Regions from separate parts of the Homo sapiens genome. Here region 1 is linked to region 2. Evidence: read pairs that join two places in POLR2A ChIA-PET (ENCODE). Cell type or tissue: GM12878. All regions are shown on one strand. Region 1 holds the start of PPP1R9B (protein phosphatase 1 regulatory subunit 9B). Region 2 overlaps XYLT2 (xylosyltransferase 2).

Evidence for each region. Peaks named below come from ENCODE experiments on the same cell type or tissue, not always from the same donor. Only the 100,000 strongest peaks of a DNase experiment are listed, where the experiment ranks them.
Region 1: POLR2A ChIA-PET joins it to region 2 with 10 read pairs; 5 of 35 experiments call an interaction of 5 or more read pairs at or near these places.

What each region holds. Positions count from the first base shown.
Region 1 is chr17:50,150,014-50,152,513 of GRCh38, reverse strand. It overlaps PPP1R9B (protein phosphatase 1 regulatory subunit 9B), which reads left to right and starts at 1,837. Exons shown (of 10, transcript NM_032595.5): 1 at 1,837-2,500. The coding sequence starts at 2,001. The region is part of intron 1 of LOC124904025 (a long non-coding RNA gene); the gene reads right to left. RefSeq lists an enhancer at 1,172-1,466 and silencers at 1,477-1,566, 1,637-1,726, 2,376-2,485. In GM12878, CTCF peaks have their summits at 1,379 and 2,461; DNase peaks (open chromatin) are centred at 403, 630, 933 and 1,303; H3K4me3 peaks cover 2,500 bases; H3K27ac peaks cover 2,500 bases.
Region 2 is chr17:50,353,766-50,356,265 of GRCh38, reverse strand. XYLT2 (xylosyltransferase 2) reads right to left here. Exons shown (of 11, transcript NM_022167.4): 2 at 2,144-2,500; 3 at 1,683-1,858; 4 at 1,210-1,412; 5 at 685-765; 6 at 269-485; 7 at 5-181. Among named protein-coding and RNA genes, the nearest start is that of XYLT2, 8.9 kb to the right of the region's middle. In GM12878, no CTCF peak of the experiment used is centred here; no DNase peak of the experiment used is centred here.

The DNA of each region.
Region 1 (2,500 bases), 200 kb after region 2:
TTCCGGCTCTAGCTCACAACCTAGATCTTCCCTCTTCCTTAGCACCAGCCTCAGGATCAGTCCTGCGGTTCCTGGCCCCTCCCGATCCCAATATCCAGGGTTCCCAGGCGGCTTCCCCACACCCCATCCCCCACGCTGTACTCTAAGCTCTTTTGCACATGGTAACGCGTTAATATCCCACAAAACCCACACACACCCCTGCAGTGGAGTGGTAGGAGGGCTCCCTTTGCCAGCCCTTCCAGGCCAGGGGGGAGAGAGTGGGAGATTAGGAAAAGGAGGAAGAGGATGGAGGGGAAGAGGGCGGGGGAGGAGGCAGAGGCCGCAGAAAGGCCTGAGATGCAGGAAGCAGCTGGGAGTGGGGGGAGGCTTTGTGCCTGAGTTGTTCTCTGGGTCCTAGGGCCCATTGTGTTCACCAGTTTCTGGGATGTGTGGAATGAACCAGCTCACCTGGACCTGTCCAGAGGGCGGACTCTCACACCCAGGGCCCAGGCAGCGCCAGCACCCTAGCTGTGTATGCGGGGGGTGCAGAGGGCATCAAACAGCTTTCTGGGTTGCCAGGACAGGGGATGTGTAAGTCACTGTCACCCTCCCCACCCCCCCACCCCAACCGGAACACAGTGGCCAGGATCCTTTAAATCAGAGACCCAAGTTAGAGCTCTCACTGGCGAAACTTTGGCCCCAGGCCTCTCGAATTCCTGCTCCCAAACCCTTCCTTCCGGTTTGAGAGGCAGGAGTGCCAGGGTAGGGGCCTGAAGACGGGTGCACAGCAGACAGGCGACAGGACATCCTTTCCAGACTTCGGCAGTTTTGGTGATCCCCTGCTACTTGGATGACGGGGTTCACCTCCTTTCTTCACCACCCCTCCCCCACCATCGAAAGGTCACCAGCGCTGGACCAAGGTTTCACACCTCCAAGGGGGCCAAAGATTGCCTGTAGTGAAGTGTTAAAATGCAGATTCCTGGGTTCAGCCTCGGAGATTCTCCTTCACAAGGTTCGAGAGAGATCCCAGAAATCTGCATTTTTACCAAGTGCCCAGCGATTCTGATGCTAAAGGCTTGAAGCACACCGAAGAGCTAGCTCCGAGGACACTGAAGAATGAACCTCTGCCCCTCCCTACAAACCCCCTCCCCTCACACTGAGACCATCGTGGATGTACTGCCTCCCCCCAATATTTCATGGAGGTGCGGTTCTGTGGGTTGTGACCGCAGTCAGAAGTTGTGATGGAAGCAGGTTGAAGAGTGCTGGCCAACGTCCGGGGGCAGCGGAAGGCTCTCCGCGAGGGCTGGGGAGGGGAGGGGATCCGTTCGGGTGGAGGGGAAGGGGAGGGCTCACAGGCTCCGGCCCCGGAAATCCGATCCCTTTAGGACCCAGAGGTGCCAGTCCCCCAGCGGCGGCTGCGAGAAGGGCAGCCGCTCGGTCTCCGGCAGCCGCCGCTCGGGCAAAGCCAGAGAAAGACCGAGGCTCGGGGCACGGGGGGGAGGGAGGGAGGGAGGGAGGCGCGGCGGCGGAGCGGCCCGGGCCGGCGGAGCAGCCATGGGCGTTGGGGTGCCGGGCCCCCCGAGAGCCGAGGCCTCCGGCCGGACTGGGGGACGCCCGGGCTGCCAGCCCCGCTGACACCGTCTCGGACGATGTGAGCCGGCGACACCGCGGCTGCTTCGCGGGCAGGGCGCGCGCTCCCACCGGCCCCAGACGCCGCTTTGCTAATTTGGGTGGGGGCGACCGTACCAGGCCGCTCGGGCTTTTGAAGCGGGGCTGGCTGTCTTCGGCAGCTTGATTGGGGGAGGCGACCCACACACAGGGCGCTTGGAGATTTTTTTTTTTTCATTTTTTTTTTTAAAGCGGGATTAACTGTTTTTGGCAGCTTGGTTTTGGGGGGACCCTAAAAAAGGCCTTCGGGGTTTCTTTTATCGGGGGGAGGGGGCGGTGGTCCCGACTTGGCCAGCCGCCTGTTGAAGCGGGGGAGCGGGGAGCAGGGGCATGCGAACCCGGCTCCCCCCACCATGATGAAGACGGAGCCACGGGGGCCCGGGGGTCCCCTCCGGAGCGCCTCCCCGCACCGCAGCGCCTACGAGGCGGGCATCCAGGCGCTGAAGCCGCCCGACGCGCCCGGGCCCGACGAGGCACCCAAGGGGGCCCACCACAAGAAATATGGCTCCAACGTCCACCGCATCAAAAGTATGTTCCTGCAGATGGGCACGACGGCGGGGCCCTCGGGCGAGGCGGGCGGCGGCGCGGGCCTGGCCGAGGCCCCACGGGCGTCCGAGCGCGGCGTGCGCCTGTCGCTGCCGCGGGCCAGCAGCCTGAACGAGAACGTGGACCACAGCGCCCTGCTGAAGCTGGGCACCAGCGTGTCGGAGCGCGTGAGCCGCTTCGACTCCAAGCCCGCGCCCTCCGCGCAGCCTGCGCCGCCGCCGCACCCGCCGTCCCGGCTGCAGGAGACGCGGAAGCTGTTCGAACGGAGCGCCCCAGCGGCCGCAGGCGGCGACAAGGAGGCCGCGGC
Region 2 (2,500 bases):
GCACCTGCAGCCGGAGGAAGTCCTGTGGCTTGAAGTCGTTGGGGGAGCAGCCACACCAGTCCACAATGTGCTTGTACTGGCACTTGCAGCCCAGCTTGCGGTTCCAGTTGGTGACCCGCAGGTTGTTGTCCACGAGGGTCTCACAGGCCAGGCTGTTCTCCAGCACCGTGTGGAAGAAGGACTGCAAGCAGCAAGGGAGAGTGGAAGGTGAGCTGCAGGCAGCCCAACCCACGCCCTCCCTGGCCTTCATGCCTGCTGGGCTACCCACCTCGGCTGGGAGCAGTGTGTATGTGTAGAACTGGCGCAGCTGGGCCACAAGCGGGTCATCTGTGTACACCACATACTCCACAAAGCTGCGTGTCAGCACGAACCAGTCAGAACCGCCATCCACCACAATGCCTGCTGGGATCTGCCGCTCGCCCAGGCGCCACATGTGTGAGTCGCACTCATGGAAGAGCCGGTCCAGGCCCTGTTTCTTGATGAACCTGTGGGCAGCAGAGAGGCCATGGCTGGGGATCCTGCAGGGTGGGGTCTAAGCTCTTTCACCCGCCTGGCAACCAACACTCCTCAACCTGTGACTGGTGTGGAGGCTTTGAAACCCAGGGCTGGAGCCACCGAGCCCAACTGTGTGGGAGGGGTTGGGACAAGACTCTGGGGCCAGGGCCTCCTTCCCCACCCCCTCACCTGGAGTTGTCCCGGCCATGTGACTTGAGGAAATTCTTGTCCCGGTTCTTGGATAGGAATGCCACCAGCTCCTCATTGGTCCTGGTGAAGGAATGGGGTGACAGGCAGCCACATGAGATAGTTGCTCAGTCACTGGCCCAGAGCGGACCTTCTGGCTTTTCTTCTCTGCCTGATTGCTGGCTGGCCATGTGCCCTACCCCTGGCTGATGTCTGGGGTGGTGAGCACCAGAGGCCCCTGAGGAAGACCACCCCATCCTTCCTCTGCCCCTTGCTGTCTGACCCAGAACACCAGGTACAGACCTCTGGCTCCTCCTCCTCCCCATCTCCTATCATGCTCAATTCTTAGATCATCTTACACCAACCCCTCCCCTAAAACATAGCTGGGGCCCAGGGGCCCATGTCTGAGCAGGGCGGATCCCAGAGTTACGCTTATGGGGCAGAGAAGGTCCACCAAAGCCCTCCAACCCCAGGTGCCCAGACAGGGGTCCCCTCCCATGCAGAGGACTCAGAGCCCCATCCCCACACCTGGTTGGATAGTCAGTGGCACTGAGGTTGATGAAGAAGTCCCAGGCCCAGCCAGGCACCTCTAGCAGGTCCCGCATGCTCCGCAGGTACATCCTCAGGAGGCTGGCCCCGCCCCAGATGGTAACCATGCGCCAGGGCGTCACCCGCACGTTATCATAGCCCTGGGCCAGCTCCACCACCTCCCGGTGCAGGTAGTCGGAACGCTGGTGGGGAGGAGACACTCAGCTAGCCTCCAGTGTTATCGCCATCCCCAATCCCACCCCAGGACAGAGTGAAGGGACACAAGACGAGGAAAGCACAGGGCAGGGCTCCAGCCCCTAAGCGGCTGAGCTGGCTCGTGCTGCCACTCCCCTGTTCAGGGCCTCAGTTTCCCTCCTAGGCTACCTGGGCCAGGTCAGAGACTCTGTCTGTCTGCAACCTTCTGTTTCTGCTCTGCTCATCCCAGACCCCTTGGCCTCTCCCCACCACAGTACCTTGTCCACATGGATGTAAAAGAAGTGCTGCTCGTGATAAACGGCCTTGAGGAGACGCTTCAGCTGGCGGATGGCGCGGCCGTGAACCACCAGCATGTAGGCGATTCGCACCGGGGGGCCATCCATGGGCTGCTGGGCTTGGCTCTCATCCCACTGGATGCCGGGGCTCATCTTCCCTGAGAGCAGAGGACAGGCGTTGGCGAGGCCCACCCTAGGTCACAGGGTGGGGGTGAGATGGGAAGAGGGAGCTGCCTGCCTTCCGAAGAAACCTAGACTTGGAGCTCCATGCTCGTGGGTCCCCACTCTGCCTCTGCCACTTAGTAAGTACACTGGATGAAGACTTAGGCAGGGAGGTAGGATCCCCTTGGCTCTTTCTTCCTCAGAGAGATAGGGGTGAGGATCCGGGCCATGCCACCCCCCTGCCCCCGCCTGGGAAGGGCTGGAGCACCCCTGTCCCTCACCAGTCAGCTGACAGTGCCGGGGCACAGCCTTGGGCATGAGGCTCCCAGCCTGGTGCAGGCACACCACATTGGCGATCTCCTGCTGGCACTGCTTGGTGCTGGCCCGGGCCAGTGCAGACAGTGCGTCCTTGCCCACGATCTCGCACTTGGGGGTGAAGCCATTGTCCGTGGGCTGGGGGGCGCCCTCCACGCTCCCTGTATCTCCGTGTGGTGGGAAGCCAGCTGCCCCTACCAGCGCCTCCCCAGCTGCTGCCCCACTCAGGTTCTGGCGGCCTGGGGCTTCCGGGGGTGGGGCAGGTGGGACCCGCCGGCTGGCTCTCTGCCGGCTGGTTACTGCCCGTACCACCTTGGCCACGG